2 separate regions of the Homo sapiens genome follow, and region 1 is linked to region 2. Evidence: read pairs that join two places in POLR2A ChIA-PET (ENCODE). Cell type or tissue: PC-9. All regions are shown on one strand. Links, peaks and the distances in the headings refer to the core of each region. The heading gives the core; the rest is flanking DNA.

Region 1 (9,996 bases), core at 585-8,584, 290 kb before region 2:
TTTCTATTTATTTCTATAATTTTGTACTTTAGTCATAAAATGTAACAATCTAGAATATTTTCATATTTCTACCTTTATCATGGCTAGGCAATAACAAGGTTTCAATAGAGCAAAAGAATTTCCAAATGTTAATTTTCATAGTTTGCCAAACATACAATAAAAAAATGCTTAAACTATATTGCTCCTGCCATTTTATTTTGCTTGTTTTAACAAGTACAGAGAATATTACATTTAGCTAAGAATGATTTCAGATTAACTTCTCTTACATAAAGCAATCAACTTTTATAATATATATGTGGCAGGTAATAAGCACATAAATGTAATTGCTTTTTAAGAAATATTTGTTTTCAGTGTGGGTTTCAGAGTAAGGTGGAAGACTAAATTATATTATTTTAAATGGCCTCAGTCAGCTAAAACTCTCAGTATCAGTAATAGATTGGGAAATGGAAGCATAGTCATAGAAAAAGGAAAATGAATTTTTAAAAGCATTACACCTCAAACTCGATCATTCTTTCCTATAATGAACACAACAGTCTAGTATTGCAATAAAATTAACAATCACATTTCATAGTATTTCTATATATAGTTACACGTACTCTGTTATTATAACATTTTATTTTATTTTATTTTATTTTATTGTTTTTTGAGATGGAGTCTCACTCTGTCACCCAGGCTGGAGTGCAGTGCTGCAATCTTGGCTCACTGCAACCTCCACCTCCCAGGCTCAAGCAATTCTCCTGCTTCAGCCTCCTTGGTAGCTGGGACTACAGGTGTGCACCACCACATCTGGCTAATTTTTTGCATTTTTAGTAGAGACAGGGTTTTGCCATGTTGGCCAGGCTGGTCTCGAACTCCTGGCTTCAAGTGATTCACCTGCCTTGGCTTCCCAAAGTGCTGGAATTACAGGCGTGAGCCACCATGCCTGGCCAGTTATTATAACATTTAAAAATAGATTTTATTCCAAAGTTTTCTTTTTTATAACCAAGAAACAAAGTACATATGTGTTCATTCTGATGCTAACTTAAAACTGAATTTCTCTCATTCCGTACCTTTTTAACTTTATGTCTGAAGAAAAAAAAACCTGCGTGTTTAGGAAATGCTATTCCATTTACTCCTGCAAAGCCCTTCCCAGCTCTACATGTCTGACTTACAATTGAGGGGGCCTCCATTTCCATTTCCTCTGCCTTTACACTGGTACTAAGTTCTAATCTTGGAATTTCCTTACTCCAAAGTCAGCTGTTATTTGCTGTGTCCCCCTCCCGCCAGTCTCTATTCTGTCCTGCTGCATTTCAGCTGGTTACCTTATGCATCCAATTCTCTGCGGGCCAACGGTTCCCTTTATAGATCTTATAAAAGACAAGACAGACAGGATATTAGCAATCTTCATCTTTAAAAGAAAATTCTGGCTTTGAAATAGTCTTAGAATGGTCTCTGTCCAAAAGCAGAGACGCCAAGTGGCCCTTAGAACAGCCATCTGTGCATGTGTTCATTTGTTCACAGGTGGTGTAGCAAAATGGTAAAAGCATGGTCTCCAGAACAATGTTCCATTCCAGCTCTGCCACTGACTCGCTGTGTGACCTTGGATGACTGACTTAACCTCTCTGTGCCTCAGTTTCCACATCTATAAAATACAGAAAATAATTGTACCCATCTCATAGAGTTATTGTAAGAACGGACTGAGTTAATATGTGTAAAGTGTTTAAACAATTCCTTGAGCATAGCATATGTGCACTGTGTTTCCTATTATTACTATCATTTGTCTATTATTCATTCATAAAATATTTACTGATCTCTATTAATGCTGTTCGGCCAGGTGTTATTATACAACAGTGAGTGAAGCAAAAAATAATAAATAGCCCTTATGAAATCTACAGAGAGACAAATGTTAATCAAATAATCTTACAAATATATGATAATAAATGATATAAATGCATGAAAGATGACTACCCCCTAAAAATCTCGGGCCTATCTACCAGATTTCTTAATGCTCATAGTTCCTCTATTTTTCCCGGGTGGCAGAAAGAAGTGGCCTGGTTACCACAGTCAATGAACTAGTACTGACTTAGTTGTCTGATTCTTTTGTGCCCTATCTCCAAGAAAAGGCCTGTTTCCCACTCTTCCCCATCCTGTTCTTGAACCGCTCTGTTGAACAATATACCCACATCTCATGCTTCACCACCACAACACTGCCCCTTTGAAACTCTGCCTTTGCCCTGATTTCTTTAAATCAGCAGTCCCCTTGGACTTGGGTGGCAGTGAGTCTTCTCGTATGGCCTATTATTCCATTTGCATCTCCGAGCTTGCCCTCATATTCCCGTTCCCTTCTAGTATACGTACTTTAGAATACCTGGCTCTGGCTTCAAATGCTGCTTCTGCTATTAGTACTTACCAGGTGTGTGAATTTTACCAAGTTACTCAACCTATCATTTCATCTGTAAAATGGGTATAAAAATATCTATACCACAGAACTGAGAGGCTTAAATAAGACAAACCCACTTACACAACTTATAGTGTCTAACACTCAATGAATAAGTTCACTCACACAACCATATTCATCCCCAGGCAGTGAGGTCATGCATCTAACAAGTATTTATCCCCAAGCACAAAGGATTTTAACAGGTTAAAAAAATACATAAATCATTTCTTCATTTGTGAAAACTGCAATTCTATTAGGAGAGGCAGCCAAAAGTTGAAAGAATGTAAATTGTAATGAGAACCATATAGGAAACAATAAAAATTCCTGAGACAGAAAAACAAGAGAGACTTGCTAGAGTTCAAGTGGCCAAGAAAGGGGGAGAAAAAGAAGCAGCCAAAGGAAGACGTTTGTGCAAAGGTCCTGAGGTAGAAAGATTAGCATATTTGAGCACCTGAAACACCACTGTGGCTAGAACCTGAGGAATCAGGGATGAAGAGACACAGATGGGGTTGAAGAGATGACCCTTCTAGGCCTCCATGGTACATGGTTTGGAGTTTACTTGCAGTTTAATTCCTCTCCCTTCTATACCACCTCCAGGCCCCAGTTTTGTGTTTTAAATACCAGACAGCTATTGCTATACAAAAGCCTAGCTGAGCTCCATCCTAGGAGTTGATCTTTTTAATACTAACCCAGTTCTTTATGGAATAATGAGGTTCAAGGGAGAGAAAGATTATGTGGTATACACAATGTTCTTCTGTTTTCTCCCTCCTTTTCCAACAGAGCCCTCAGACTCACTTCCATCTCTGTGCTTTCCCTGGAAATGTCCTTCAGTCCCATGGCTTTATGTGGCATTTGTAACCCAACGACTCCCAGTTTATATCTCCAGCTGTGACCTTTCTGCACTCTGGGTGCATATCCAATGGCCTACTTTACCTGACTACTTGGGTATCTAAAAGGCATCTCAGATTTAACACAACTGGAAGAGAACCCTTCACTTTTGCCCTCCAAACCTGTACTTCTCCCAGTCTTTCCTCTTCCTATCACCATCCAACCTTTTGTTCAAATCAAAATTGTAGATATAATCTTTGATTCCTCCCTTTCTCCTGCCCTCTTGCATCCAATGTATCAAGTCTTGCCAGTCACACATCTAAAATAGATCATTTATCTGTCTATTTCTCTAACTCAATGGCCACTGCCCAGGTCAGCCTGGGCTACTGAAATAGTCTTCTAAATGATCAATATATTTTCCCAAAAAAGCAGTCGCTTGTTGAATATTACCTCCAACAATCTACTCAAATACCAGAAAAAGTGATCTGTTGAGAACATAAACATAAATAGCATAACGTTACTCCTGTGCTTAAAACCTCCAGTGACCTCCCATCGTACATGGAGTACAACTCAAGACCCTTAACCTGGACCCAAGAACCTACACCACCTGGCCCCTTAGCTTCCCATTCCTGCATCACTGCTATTCCTCTTCTCCTGTGTCACCTAAGTTCCAACCATACTGTCTTCAAATACACCCTGAGGGTTTTTGCCGTACATCTTCATGCATCTTGTTCCCTCTGCCAAGCACATCCCGTCTCCAGATCTTTGCAGGTCTGACTTTTTCTTTATTTTATTTATTTTTAATTTACAATGCAGCTGTGCTTGGAAAGTCTGGCTTTTTCTTATCGTTTAGGTCTTGCCTCAAATAATTCCCCTTCAGAGAAGCCTTCCCTACCTTCTCATTTTTTTTTCATCTTTTTTAAATTTTTTTGAGACAGAGTCTCACTCTGTCACCCAGGCTGGAGTGCACTGGTGAGATCTCAGCTCACTGCAACCTCCACCTCCCAGGTTCAAGTGATTCTCCTGCCTCAGCCTCCCAAGTAGCTGGGATTATAGGTGCCCATCACCACACCTAGATAATTTTTGTATTTTTAGTAGAGACAGCGTTTCACCATGTTGACCAGGCTGGTCTCAAACCCCTGATCTCAAGTGATCCACTCTCCTCAGCCTCTCAAAGTGTCTGGATTACAGGTGTGAGCCACTGCACCTGGCCCCTGGCTTCTCATTTTAGAGAAGCCACTCATTCCTCAAGTCATTCTCTGCAATAGCTCTGCATGGTAGAACTTCCTGTGATGATGGAAATGTTCTCAAGTGCTATTCCATGCAGTAGCCACCAGCCAGGCACATGTGGCTACTGAGTTCTTAAAACCAAGTAACTGTGGCTGAGAAACTGAATTTCTAATTTTATTTCATTTTAATTTAAATAGCCCTGTGTATGGGTAGGGCCTACCCCATTAGAGAGAATAGCTCTATAGCATCACCATGTTTTATTCTCCTCAAAGCTCTAATAACTACCTGAAGTTATCATGTTCATTTCTTTCAAAAGTTCCATGAGGTCAGGGACCTGGTCTATCTAGAAAAACTGCCACACACACAAAAAAGTACTACATACATTATGTATTTCTGCATAACAAATTACTATAAATGTAGCAGCTTAAAACACCACACAATTCTTATCTCACAGTTTCTGTGAGGTCGGGAGCCCTGGGCATGGCTTAGCTGGGCATGTGCTCTGCTTCAGTGTCTCTTACAGATCAGCAATCAAGGTATTGGCCAGGGCTGGGATCTCATCTGAAAGCTCAACTGGGAAAGGATCTGCTTCCAAGCTCACATGGTTGTTGGCTGAGGTCAGTTCTTCAAGGGCTATTGGAAGGAGATCCTCAGCACCCAGCTGGCTGTTGGCTGAAAGCTGCCACCAGTCCTTTGCCACCCCAACATAGCAGCTCATTTTGTGGCAGCTTGCTTTATCAATGTGTGCAAGCCAAGAAGGAAACAGCAAGAGAGGAGTTACAATCTTATGTAAACTATCATAGAAGTAATATCTCATCACCTTTGCTGCATTCTACTGGTTAGAAACAAGTCACTAGGCCAGCACACACTCAAGGAGAGAGGATGATGCAACAACATAAACACCAGAAGGCAAAGATCACTGGCGTCTGCCTACCCCAGGCAGCTATTACATATTTGCTGAGTGGATGAATGAGTGAAAGGATGAAGGCAAATATCACTGGCGTCTGCCTACCCCAGGCAGCTATTACATATTTGCTGAGTGGATGAATGAGTGAAAGGATGAAGACCCTACTCTACTCTGGCTGAGTTATGCCAGTGTAGCCCCTTTTTCCTCACTGTGAAAGATAAAGTCTTGTGTTAGAAATTATCAAAGAAGAAATAGAGATTCTTTCCCTAATGAAATCTGAAAAAAATATTAAAGCTATGGAAAAGGAAGTTTCTTAGCAAAGTAGACAGATTCTTACTTGATAACTGTTAAGAGCATGAACAAGCCTGGGCAACATAGCAAGACTTCATCTCTAAAAATAAAAAAAATAAAATATAGAAAAAAATAGCCAGGCATGATGGCTCATACCTGTAGTCCTATCTAGCTACTCAGGAGGCTGAGGTGGGAGGATCACTTGAGCCTAGGAGTTCAAGGCTACAGTGAGCTAGGATCACGCCACTGCAATCCAGTGTAGGCAACAGAGAGAGAGACCCCACCTCAAAAAAAAAAAAAAAGTATGGGCCCTGAAGTCAAAATGCTCAGATTCAAAGCCTAAGTCTGCATTTTTACCATTTGTGTACTTGAACTCCTTTGTGTCTCAGTTTGCTTATAGGATTATTGTCAGGATTTAATGAGTTAATAGGTGAACATTTTATAGAACAGCACCTGGCACAGAGTACATACTTAAGAAATGTTAGCTATTATTATTGTTATCACTACTATAATAACCGAATTTTTTTTTGGAAAACAAATTTTCCACTTCTAAGGCTGTTAATGTAATTCTTACAAGCTAATGATTGTATCACTCTGGGTTCTTAGTTGCAGGCAAGAAAAAATCAACTCCAGCTGAGTTAAGCAGAAAATGGAATCTATTAAAAACATAGTGGGTGACTCCCAGAATCACTGAAAGAACTGGAAAATGGACAGGGAGTTGTGCAGCTGATAACAACACCCAAAATCACAAGGTAGAACCCTCTGTCCCCTTGGTCTGCCAACGCCCCTAGTCCCAGATGCTGCACATGGCCAGCTACCCTAAGGAACTCAGTCCTCCTCCAGCTGCTGCTCCTACAGAATGTGATTCTTCCAGCGCGCACATCACTGGTAGGCTGTAAGAACACTGCTGGTTTCTCAGCCTGCTCCATCACATTGATGAAGGCTAGGTCTCAGAGATATGCCTGAAGAGCTGGTATTTGGCATTTTCTTCTTCTATGGTTACAGGCAAGTCTGCCTCCTTCCAAGACTCATTGGAAGGGTAATTTCCAAAACATAAGATGAGCATTCCCACGCTGGACAGCCAAAATAATTTTAAAAGCAAATGTCCACTAGAATAGCCATTAATGATTTCTCCTTGTTGAACATGATTTTTTAATCCACATATTAAAAATTCAATAAGTTCCTGCAGATAAGTTCTCTCAAGGCAAGGATTTATATCTCTCATTATATTCCTTTCTAGGTCTACATGGTAGTTTTGAAGCTGGGATAAAACAATGGTCAAGATACTAGTTGTTTGGTTTATTTATTTGGTGTCCTTATTTTTACAATGATGGATTCCTTCACCAGCAAATCATTAATTGCATATTATATTTCTCCATTAAGCCTTGTGCCCTTTCCACACTTGGAAGCTGTAATACTACAAGCCTCTTGCCCTTTAAAAATTAAGTTGTCTCTATTCACGACCTCCTTAGAAGAGGTTCAAAATCTTATTGCTTGTGGTATTTTTATTTTATTTTTCTAGGGGACAGTTATGAGAGTTTCTCTCAACAGAAACTTTGGAATGAGTGGTTCTGAGCTTTTGTGATTGGTACCAGTGAGACTGATATGAAGTAGAGGCTCTTCCATACATTAGAGAAGGAGCCTCTGACAGCAGAGTCAAGGCCAAATGGACTTCCAAAAAGATTACACCATTTTACATGCCTACCAACAGCCTCATTTGATGTAAAAGCAGGAGACTCAGAAAGTTTCTGCCTTGGATAATATTCTACTCCAGTGTCTCAAGAATTTGGAATTTTTCCCCAAAGTCTTTTTTCCTTAAGACCATAATGGCCTTTCTTATTTTCCCTAATGATATCCATCTGTAGAAAGTTGTCCAATAAGCATACATTTGGTAAGTTTATCTCATTGCTTTAAAAAATACTTTACAACACTGTGAGGGGGAAGAAAATTCCATGTGCAATCCATGTGCAGTAGGTAAAGTTGAAGCATACAGTCTTGGTTACTCAATTCAGTCTGATTCATCTTAATCAATGGTTCTCAACCAGGGTTGGTTTTGTACCTTGAGGGACATTTGGCAATGCCTGGAGACATTTCTGGCTGATGCAACTGGGGATGAGGAGGTACAATGTTACTGGCACTTAGTGGGTAGAAGCGAGGGACGGTGCTCAACACCCTGTAATGCACAGGACAGCTCCCCACAAAATATTATCTGACCCAAAATGTCAATACTTTGGAGTTTGAGCACTCTGATAGGAATACAATGACTTTCATAGGCATTTCCAGTTTTCCTTTCTCACTCCATAACTCTTCCTCCTCAACTTCTGGCCTAGTGACATATTTTCTGGCTGCCAGGTCATTAAAGCAAGATTCTTTCTGATCTCATCCTCAAACGTGGACTGTGGAAGATGAAGCCACACCCAGATCTCCTGTTCTGAAAATTCTGAAACATATTTATTCAATTATGTGCATTGAAACTGGGGACTTTAATGAACACAACTCCAGTGCTTACTAACCCATGTATGTCTTCCCCTGATTTTTCTAAACAGTATAGTCCTGAAGCCATCATGGACATCCAGCTCTTCCACCTACGGCTTATATGGCCTTGGAAAGTCACAGAATCTCTCTCTGTTTCATTTCCACAACTGCAAAATGACTTAAAACAAAACCAACTTCATAGGGTAAGTTTGATGTGCACGTGAAATCATGTAAAAGCATTTGACAATCTATAAAACAATAGGATGTTTGTTTTTACCATTATTCTTTTCCTTCCGAACTCCTTTCCACAATCTACTGTCCTGTGGTTAATAAGTATAGGCCTCCATGACAAGGCTGTCTCATGGCATGCATGCCAGTTAAGTATTCGCTTTAAGCTACAAAATCAGCATATCTGTAACATGCAATCTGTATTACACTTGCTCCTACCCAGAGAATGAATCTGCATAGTTACATATTTTGAGGGGTAGAGAAGGGGTCATACTACAATTGGACCCTCCCCAAATTTACTAGAAAACATACACATAGGCCGGGTGTGGTGGCTCACACCTGTAATCCCAGCACTTTGGGAGGCCAAGGTGGGCGGATCACAAGGTCAAGGGATCAAAACCATCCTGGCCAACATGCTGAAACCCCATCTCTACAAAAAGTACAAAAATTAGCTGGCATAGTGTCGTGTGCCTATAGTCTCAGCTACTCGGGAGGCTGAGGCAGAAAAATTGCTCAAACCCTGGAGGCAGAGGTTGCAGTGAGCCGAGATCCTGCCACAGCACTCCAGCCTGGTGACACAGTGAGACTCTGTCTCAAAAAAAACAGAAAAGAAAAGAAAATATACATATATGTGGTTCCAAATTTTTACTATACAGTGCCTAGGGATAGAAAATAAAATGAATCATCATAAAATATCACATTTTCTCATAAGAACAATCTTACGATTTGTTATTGAACAAAAATTTGACATAAAATAGATCAAAGAAAGAACAAATGTATAGGTATAATCTTTAAAACAGAAATATTATGCTCCAAGCCTTATTCAATCAAGAGAAATGTGTTGAACATATTGATACATGATTTTTTCATTAGTCTTAACATTTATAAGACTTTTATTTATGACTTAGATATTTTATGTTGTACAAAGACACAGCTCATGGAAGTTGGAATTGCCTTCTTTCTCCCTTAGTAAATTACCCTAAAGCTGGCAGAAATATTCATTCTCTTTCTACTGGAGGACCTTGCAACACGGAGATAATTATTCATAGAGTTCAGTGCTGGATCTGAACATTTGAAGTTTCCCAAAGTACTGTAATTCCTCATTCCTTTATCCTCCAGCATTGGAGGGGAAAATAAGCCACATAAGGAAAGCTATAAAGAAATAAGTGACATAAAGAACAATCACAATCCTTTGGCTTTGGGCACTGGAAAGTGTTTATCAGTTGACTATTGATGAAGCACAGAGCTTCTGAAGGAGCAGGTCATGGAGACATCTTCTCCCTACCTCATATTGCTCCAGTTACTGGCAATACGAGGTGAGGAAAAGATGCTACTGCCCAGAGTCAACAGCGTGAACTGCTTCAGAGACTGGAATGAACCTATTTGGAAGAAAGTAAATTATAGGTGTTAATTGCTCAGTTACATACATTAGTATCTATTTGTGTATATTTATGTATGTTTCCTAGTAACCCATCTTTCCATTTTACAGAATTTGATTCCTTTGCCCCATATGTATTCTTAAGTAAATACAAAGCAAGACATTTCAGAATTATTAGTCAGAAGTGTTACAAATGCAGACATTTCAATGTGTGTAACTTGAACTGAAAATCCATTTCCCTCC
Region 2 (9,996 bases), core at 1,197-9,196:
GCAAATGAACACTTTGTCTTTCTACTGGATAGATTTAACTGACTAGTTTTTTGTTTGCTTTTAGGTTCCTTTTCTTTCTTTCTCTCTCTTTCTCTCTCTCTCTCTCTCTCCCCCCAACTCCCTCCCCTGTCTCTCTCCCCCTGGGCCCGTCTCTCTCTCTCTCCTCTCTCTCTCTCTTTCCTTCCTCTTTCTATCTATCTATCTGTACACACATATATATATGCGTGTGTGTGGCTATACACACACACACACACACACACACATACACACACACACACACACACATGTGGCATTGAGTAGCCATAGCCTCAGGCTCACCAAAAAGAAGAGAATCCCCAAAGCTCTCAGCAGTGCTTTCATTCCTGGAGATGGGTACAACCCCAATATCGTGGGGACCCATGTAAAAGCTAATCTGTGACCAGAATCACCAGGCAGTTGTTCTAATTGCCCCCTCTTCTTTCGTGAAAAAAGAATAGGTAATATGGGGTTTTGTGTCTGCCTAAAGAAAAAAGCAACCTAAATGTGACTTTTCTTAAGAGAGCTATACAAGCTTGTTCTCCAGGCTTCTCTTTAAAATTGTGAAATTAAAACCAGCAAGGGCAGGGCTTGAAAGTGGAGGGTAGAGGAAAAAAAATGATGTTTAGAAAGAACTGAATCCTAAATAACCTTTTAAAGTGAGAAAACTATTAATTAAGAAACCTAATCTTTGTATTTCACTATAGGCAGCCCAAAAGCCAACAGCATGCCTTAGCTTTCAAGCAGACAGTGTCTCTGTTTCTCCAAGGGCACAGTAGAGATGTTGCCAGGCAACAGTTATCCGAGGGACGCCCCTTTGTCCAGAGAGGAAGGCCAAACCCGTAAGGAGAGTCTGCAGAGGCAGTCGCTTGGGAGGGTAACAGGACTCTGTGAGAAATAAAGGAAGACTGTCCAGGGAGGGACTGTGTGTCACTATTGCTAGGGGCTGGAGGAGCCAGAAAGCACGTCTTATCATTTGAGGTGAAAAATCCGAATCCACCTGCCTGATGACGTGGCTTTGGCTGATGATGATATTTAGTAGTTGGGCTACAGGGAGCAGCTTAGTCCAAATATAGTCTGTTTAGCTGACCTTCTTAGCTCAGATTAGAGGGAAATGCCAGTAAGGCAGAGCACATGGGTTATAGCCCTTTGTAAGCCAGTTAACTTTGCAGAGAAAACACCTATTCCACAACCACCTATGCACCACTATGACACCAGAATGTGCCATGGCTCACAGGGGGAAGCTAGGCTGGTGCTCTTTAGGAGCCCCCAAATCCTTGTCATTTCCCAAACCCATCTACTTCTTGACCATCCTCTTACTGCGACTTGGGTTATTCTTCCACTTTGGAAAGTTCTCTCCCGTTCTTTGACCTTTAAAGTCCTACTCAATTACTCTCTTTGGTGAAGCCCTTCCAATGACCAAAGGCTGAAAGTGTTGATCCCTTCTCAATGAGCCTATTTCATGTCTTTATCTTTTAAATGGTGCATCAGATACACCAGATATAAACTTTTCATAGACATGTGCTCTCCCCACCGAGATTCATGCTCTCTGGGATGTACAATGTCTATGTCTATGGCCTGTCTGTAGCCCAGCACCATGTTTGCATCAGCCCTCATTCACAGCTCTTGATTGCAGTGTTTCTTGACAATGTGTCAGTAATGTCATCTTCAGTGAGGGAAGGAAGGCACGTGAATAGGATCAGTGTGACTCTGGGACTGTGGCTGGGTTCCCTCATGTTATTCATTCAACATTTAGAGACAGTATTTTCTCAGTTCTACATCTACCAGGTGCAACATGGGATGATATGGGTACCCTGAGGGTGACAAAAATAAACAAAATGTCATCTCTCCCCTCTTGAATCTCGTATCTGAGCTCTCACTGTCTGAAGCTGGATATGTTCTGCAGTTTCTCCAGAGAAACAGAACGAAGAGGAGACTAGCGCGCACGCGTGCGCGCGCGCGCGTGTGTGTGTGTGTGTGTAGGAATTGGCTCACTTGATTAATTATGGAGGCTAAGACATCCCATGAGCTGCCACTTGCAAGCTGGAGACCCAGGAGAGCTGCTGATGTCACTCTGTGTGAGTCCAAAGGCCTAAGAACCAGGGAAGCCAATGGTGTAGATCCCAGTCCCAGGGCAGGAGATGACAGATGTCCCAGCCCAGGTGGTGAGACTGGAAAAAGGAGGCAAATTCCTGCTTCCTCTGCCTTTTGTTCTAGTCAGGCCCTCGACAGATTGGATGATGTCTGTCCAGATGGCAGAGGGCAATCCACTGATTCAAATGCCAATCTCATCCAGAAACACCCAGAAGCAATGCTTAATCTGGGCACCCCATGGTCCACCCAAGTTGACATGCAAAGTTAACCATCACAAGTACATATAAATGGTTCATTTTTACAGTGGTGATCTGTCAGCCAGTGGGTATTAGGAGTTGTGTGCAAAGCTCAGACTCAGGTGCTGATAAGAGATACAAAATGACAGAAGGGCTCCTGACCCGGAGAAGTTTCTATTTTAGTAGAGAGAAAGTATAAACCATGTGGAAAAATACAGAATGCCCTATGAAGTGATGCCTCGTTTTCTGGCATTGTGGAGGATTTATACAACTCCTCAAGAGGGGATGTTCTAGATAAATAAAATTTACACTGCCAACTGCCCAAACTTCATGTTGACTAATTTTTGATTACAGTCTTTCTAATGGGTTTTATAATTTCCTTGGTCTTTGAAACAGAAGTTATTAAATATAATTTAACTTTTTCCTTGGAGCCTTCAAAATTTCCAGGGGGGAAAAAAAGAATTTCTCACTCAGAGGAGTCAGAGTGGGCTCCATGAGAAAGCACAGTTGAGTAACTTGAGGGCTGGGTGAACAGCTGAACCTAAAGAATCTTGAATAGCATGTTGGCATCAGATTAGGGTGAGATTGCAGTTGAAAATATAAAAGGCTTATTATCAGATTTGCAGATGGCTAAGTTGGATGCGCTAGCTGGCTAATGTACGGTGCTAATGTACGGTGGCAGAATGAGACATGCGGACAGGAAGAGACAATGGACTGAAACTGACAAAATGAAGTCTAATAAGGATAAATGCCAGCAGTTCATGCGAAAAAGACCCTTGGCTTTTAGCTAAGTACAGGCTCAGCATGAGTCACCATCAGTCCAACGTGGCTGCCAAATTCCAAGTGTTTACCATATGCCAGGCACTGTGGGAGGTCATTTACACACACTATATAACTTAATCCTCCGTGAAGGTGCTATTATTTTTATCTTCATTTTAAAGAGAAGGAAACTGAAGTTCAGAGAGGTTAAGTAACTTACTTACCCGCGGTTATGCAGCTACTAAGTGGTGGAGCTGGGACTTGAATCCAAGATTGTATGATTCCAGAACTTGAGCTCTTAACCCCCCAGGCAATGTGACCAAAATCCTCCGTTGAATTAATAAATTATGGGCTGGGCACTGTGGCTCACGCCTGTAATCCCAGCACTTTGGGAGGCCAAGGCAGGCGGATCACCTGAGGTCAGGGGTTTGAGACCAGCCTGGCCAGCATGGTGAAACCCATCTCTACTAAAAATAAAATAGAATAAAAAATTAGCAGGGTATGGTGGTGCATGCCTGTAGTCCCAGCTACTCAGGAGGATGAGGCAAGAGAATCTCTTGAACCCAGGAGGCAGAGGTTACAGTGAGCCAAGATCATGCCACTGCACTCCAGCCTGGATGACAGAGCTAGGCTCCATCTAAAAAAATTTTTTTTAATTTTAAAAATTAATAAATGATGTGTCCAGTACATCAAATTCTGGATAAGGAGCTCATCCAGAGGTGGGTGGCCAGGATGTTAAAAAGCTGGAGCCTGAGTCACATGAGGAATGAAGAGAAGACTTAAGGGGACATAAGTCCAGGCTTCCATAAGTCCAGGCTTCCATGGCTCCACACTCCAGGCCCAAAGCGTCACACCAGAACCAGAGTCAGAGTGCCATAAAGGAATTTCCCGTTCTGTATAAAGGAAAACTCTGACATGAGTTGCCATGTGTGGTCCTTGTGTTCCTGTCCCTAGATGTCTGAGCCAAATGACCATGCCAGATACACTAGACATAGACTTTGTGCCTTGGGAGATGGGTTGGACTCTAAGGTCCCTCTATGATCTTGTGAGCATCCAGCTGCTACTTCCTCTGCTGATTAGTCCTGTATTTTAGGTTTGTGTGTGTTTGTTTTTATTTTGGCTCCATTGTGACTCTCACTTACCGTCATTATATCTGCCTCTGAAGTCCTCTAAGCCCCTTCTAATGTGTTGCTCCAAAAGTTTATAGCCTGGGCATGATACCTGTGTCAATCAAGTTAACTAAGATTTACTGTCTATAGGAGAATGGCATAGAGGTGGGCACCACAGGGCTCTCCGGTGAAGTAGAAAGCATGGGTTGGATATTGGGGATTGGGAACAAACAGCTCTCCAGGAGGCCCAGGGTTAGGGTGTACTTCAGGAAGTAATTGCATGTGCTCTTTGTCTCTATCCTTTCCCCAGCACACACACTGGCACACACTCACACACTCACATACACACTCCTACACACCCACTCATACATACACATACACACACTCATATGCACTAATGCACATTCACACACTCATACACACGCTCACACACTCATACACACACTCATACACACATGTTCACACATACACACTCACACACTCATACACATACACTCATACACACGCTCACATATACATACACTTACTCACACACATACACATGCTTAGATATACGTACACTCACACACACTCATACACTCATACACATGCCCACACTCATACACATACACATACACACATACACTCACATATACACACTCATGCACACATACACTCATACACACTTATATACCCATATACACATATATACTCTCACACACTCATACACACATTCTCACACACGCATACACACATAAACTCATACACGCTCACACACATACACTTATACACACACATCATACACACACACATTCACATACACACTCATACCCTCACACACATTCACACTCACATATACACAAATACACACTCACATATACACACACATACACACACTTTCACATACACACTCACACACACTCTCACCTGGGCCCAGCCAGCGGTCTCTGGCCCTGCGCTGCAGGCCTCGGGCTGGTGTCACTCAGCTTCCAGCTCCCGCAGGGGCAGGAGAGGAGTACAGGCTGCGCCCGCTGGGATAACCCGCAGCCGCTGCCGCCTGGTGCCGCCGGAGTCGGCTGTCATCAATCCGCTTCCCTGCTGGCTCCTGATCTTTCTGACCCGCCAGATTCCTGCCCTCTGACTCGTTACCCTGACTTTCTCTGTTTGAGTAAGCCTGGGGGCATTTCATAAAGCACTCTCAGCTCTGCCTTTCCCATCTCTCCTCGCCATGGAGGCTGACCGGTCCTCTGCATGCGGGCCCGTGGGCATGTGGGCTGGACATCCAGCTGGCCACCTGCCTGAACCCCAGGCTGCCCTCACCCTCAGCCACCCAGACGCAGCCCCAGGGCTGAGCTCCACACTGGGCCTTCAGTGGGAGCCTACAGACCTTGCAGCCTTTCGAGACCAAGCTAATGTTTCTGGGGGGAAGAGCAGCTCCCTGTGAACCACCACCTGACCAGCAGCCCCTTGGCTCGTGGCTCAGAGCCCAGACCCTTGCCTCAGCTTCCCCATCTGGGTAGTTCATACAGTCCCAAAGAAGAAACTGGGCAGGGGTGGTGGCGGTTATGAATCAGTGTCTCCAGTCATGCAGGAGTTGGGCCAGCTTCTGGGTCATGCCAGCACCCATCTGGGTCTCTCTACTTTAGACTTCTCTAGGGCAGGATTTGCAAAGAATGTTTTTTTAAGCAATGAAACCTTTTCTTTAAACCAAATCTTAGAAGACTCAATATATAAAACAGATGGAACCAGGAATGCAAATCAGGTGATGAGAAGGGTGTCTGAGCCCCTGCTAGGGGCTTACCCGGCAGAAACAGCATTCCTGCCCCCAGGGAAGGTGGAAAGGAGACACTGCTGGCTTGGCTGTGCTGCTTGGACACTAACTGGAATGGAGTCCTGTGGGGCTTCAGCCCTGGCAGGGCTTAGCTTAGCACTGAGCGGGAGCCAGGCCAGGTATCTGCTCCCAGGGTTCAGAGAATTTCACTGCAAAATTGTTCAGATGAGGCTGGGCACAGTGGCTCACACCTGTAATCCCAGCACTTTGGGAGGCCAAGGTGGGAGGATCACAAGGTCAGGCGTTGAAGACCAGCCTGGCCAACATGGCGAAACCCCGTCTCTACTGAAAATACAAAATTAGCCGGACACAATGGTGGGTGCCTGTAGTCATAGCTACCGGGAAGGCTGAGGCAGGAGAATCATTTAAACCTGTAAGGCCAAGGTTGCAGTGAGCCGAGATCAGGCTACTACACTCCAGCCTGGGCAACAGAGTGAGACTCTGTCTCAAAAAATATATAAAATAAAAAACACATAATTAAAAAAAAATAAGAGCCCACCTGCATTATCTTATGTGTAAAGCCCATGTCACAGCAGATTAAATTAGCTATGTAGCATCACTGTGGCCCTTAAAAAATTGGTGACAGAGGTACAGAGGTTCATTAGCTTGTCCAATAGCAGGTAACTCATCTGAACTTCAGAGCCCAAGATTGCTATAGCTATTCCTTGTCAAGGGGACCTCCTTGAGCCCATCTTTCCTAAAACACAGTCCAGAAACACCTCTGCTCTCCAAGTTCAGTGATGTGGCATACTGAGAAAAACCACAGAGCAGAAAAGCAGAAAAAGCAATCAAACCACCATGCAAATGTCCTAAAATCCATGCACTTTACTCCTGGGGAGGAACAGCCATTTAGAATCTAATTTCTCTTTACAAAAAACTCTAACAATCTTCGTTATCTGGCTTCCCAGCTCACAGGATGTGAGTCTGGGAAATTATAAAATGGGGAAAGGAATGCTAATGGCAAGCATCCTCACATCGGGAAAATGCAGCCGCCTAAGAATGAGACGGGAAACCAGCAAAATGCAGACCCAGGGACCAGAGAAGGACCAGCAGCCTGGACAGCTAGCCAAGGGCAAGAGCGATAAGAGGCTCCCTGGGCAGAGGCTATGATGGGGAGAGTTGGCACATGTCTCACAAGAAGCCGGGGAGAATGCACAGGCTCTGTTGATAAAGGCAGGAAATCTGCAACACACTCTAGAAAACAATAACAATCATCCTCGAGAATCTTGGAAGTCTGGTGTTCCCTGGGAGGCTCTGAATAACCCAGGTGTTATTGTGAAAGAAAAATCAATGGGCTAGAAAACTAATAAACAACACCACTGAACAGAATTTTAATTTCTAAAAATGAAAAAGCAGCCCTGTGGCTTTGCTCTGTGCATGGATGAGCCCACTCTGTGTGCTAATGGCCTCAAACCAGCTCAGCCTTTAGATGGAGCACTTCACAACAGGAAGAGTCACCAGGGATCCTGGCCATCAATGTGGCAGGCCATGCCAGCTGGTTTGCACGTGTCATTTAATCTCTGTAATAACCTTATGAGGTAGGGACTCACATAACCTTCCTTCCTTTTTTTTTTTTTTTTTTAGATGAGAAAATGAAGCCCAGAGAGGCTGAATACCTTGTCTAGGGTCACACAGTGGAGTCCCGGCTGACTCCAGAGTCCTCCCTCTTCCCCACTCAGTGATGTTACCTCTGTAATCACAAACTATATCCTGAGCCCCAGGCCGTGTCTCCCGAGCACATAGTATCACTTACAAGGGAGCAGGAAAGACATGAGAATAGAGCTGAGCCCACCAAACACCCAGCACAGAGCCAATATCCCACTGAAGCTGGGCCTGGAGTTCAGACTGGCCCTGCCCTGGGCATTTAAGGCCAGTGTCAGGACTGCGATTATAAATGAAGATAAAAAATGTGTACCAGTGGGCTGGGTGCAATGGTTCATGCCTGTAATCCCAGCACTTTGGGAGACTGAGATGAGCAGATCACTTGAGGTCAGGAGTTTAAGACCAGCCTGGCCAACAAGCTGGTTAAAGCTCGTACCTACTAAAAAAAAAAAAAAAAAAAAAAAAAAAAAAAAAAAAATCCAAAAACATTAGCCAGGTGTAGTGGTTTCACTAAGGAGGTTTCCTTAGTTTTTCTAAGCACCTGTAGCTCCAGCTACTTGGGAGGCTGAGGCAGGAGAATTGCTTAAACTCAGGAGGCAGAGGTTGTAGTGAGCCGAGATTGCGCCACTGCACTCCAGTCTGGGCCACAGAACAACTCTCTGTCTCAAAAAAACAAAAACAAAAACAAAAACACGACAAGAAATGTGTGCCAGCTCATGCTGTCTGGGAGACCCAGAAAATCCCCCTAGAGTTGAATCAGATGGGGGTTTCCAGTCGGCTCACCGTGTGGCAGGCTGTCTAGGAGGCTTCGGATTCAGATGGCCCTGAAGTGGTATCCTGCCTCTGCCCTTACACTGTGACCTGGGAGATGCTCCCTAAACCCCCAGTTTCCTCATCAGTAAACTGAGATACGGATAGTGCTGCTTCATAGCACTGCTGTGGAGCTCAAATGAGAAAGTGAATGCAACATGCAAAATGCCGGCACTAGAAGGCTCTCCATATTCCTGGTTGCTTTCCTCTGCCTCCAAGTGGAACCCAGAGAAAGTGGCCTACCTGTCATTTAGGCACTGAGCATCCTAAAAGGCCATCACAGCCAAACCGGTGTTCTAGAATGGGATATGATAGAGGCAGAAAACGTAGCTCTTGTCAGTCAGTCCCTGGGGAAAGACACCCCAGTCGCACTGACTTGAAAAGCTTCGCAGGGCTGTGTCATGGGGCTGGTGGAAAGACCATCTCCCACAACGGTCCCGCATCTTCTGTGGGTTTCTCTCCTCGGTAGACAAGAAAATAAAGCTCCAGTTGTGCCACAAAGCCGCCTCCACAAAGCCTGGGAAAGTAACCAGGCAGTGAGAAAGGCCCTTGAACCTCCAAGTTCAACCACTTCCCTAGGACAATCCTGCAGTGCCTCCTGCTCCCGCTAGGGGGCCGCTCCCCCAACCCCACCCCCGCCCCCACCACCATGATCACCGCCCTCTCAGAGTGGACTCTGCCACGGAGTCACAAGCTGTCCAGAGCAGGGGGCCTTCCCTGCCCCCAGGGGGCATTCGTGACAGTAGTCCGCTGAGGAATGGGCTTAGAGACAAACACTGGGTTAACCAGAAGCAGGGGCTTTTCCCCCCAGGAAATGGTCACAGTGAGGGCAGATGTCCCTTCTCCTACACAACCCTCATCAACCAGATGCAATGAAATGTCCATAGGGCAAAAGAGAGAAAGGAGAGATGGAGCAGCCTGCCTTTATTTTGGTTTTGATGTTATCAAAGTGTTTCGTGCACAAAGTTTAAAAATCAAATACTTTAATACTGAACGCTTATAATGAAAAGTCAGCAGTCTCTTTCCTCATCCCTCCCACTTCCCCCCCTACCAAGTCCCACCCCACCCTCAGAGTCAATAACTTGTAACTTTGTTAACAGCTTCTTCTGTCATTAAGCTCCATTCCCATATGATATTCTTATATTAGTCCTTGAGTTCTCACTTTAAGCGGCTATCAGTTGACTTCTTGTTATAGCAGATGAAGATTTTTTCTTTTTGTTTTTTGTTTTCTTTTTTGAGACGTAGTCTCGCTCTGTCGCCCAGGCTGGAGTGCAGTGGCGCGATCTCGGCTTACTGCAAGCTCTGCCTCCCGGGAAGATTTTTTCTTTTACATCCCCCACTTCGCCTTCTACCATCCTCCCAATATGCTCAATCACAATTTTTGTTAATTCAATAATCAAAATTAGTATGATCATGTACATATTATTTCAAATGCTATGTATTTTACTATGTATTTCCTTTCCTGTTGAATTTTTATTTTTGCTGCAGTTAAAAATGTTCTTGTTTTCTCACTTTAAGAGGGTTTTTCAATTAGAAGTTAGACTTTTCTATAGCTTTTCCT

Evidence for each region. ChIA-PET counts read pairs that join two places held together with the same protein. Peaks named below come from ENCODE experiments on the same cell type or tissue, not always from the same donor. Only the 100,000 strongest peaks of a DNase experiment are listed, where the experiment ranks them.
Region 1: POLR2A ChIA-PET joins it to region 2 with 10 read pairs; 2 of 35 experiments call an interaction of 5 or more read pairs at or near these places.

The regions. Positions count from the first base shown.
Region 1 is chr7:135,995,857-136,005,852 of GRCh38, reverse strand. It overlaps a transcript of LOC105375523 not described here. Among named protein-coding and RNA genes, the nearest start is that of MTPN, 23 kb to the right of the region's middle. In PC-9, for the core only: no CTCF peak of the experiment used is centred there; no DNase peak of the experiment used is centred there.
Region 2 is chr7:135,710,071-135,720,066 of GRCh38, reverse strand. The region is part of intron 2 of SLC13A4 (solute carrier family 13 member 4); the gene reads left to right. Among named protein-coding and RNA genes, the nearest start is that of SLC13A4, 13 kb to the left of the region's middle. RefSeq lists an enhancer at 4,596-5,462. In PC-9, for the core only: CTCF peaks have their summits at 8,805 and 9,004; DNase peaks (open chromatin) are centred at 3,226 and 5,336; H3K27ac peaks cover 2,139 bases.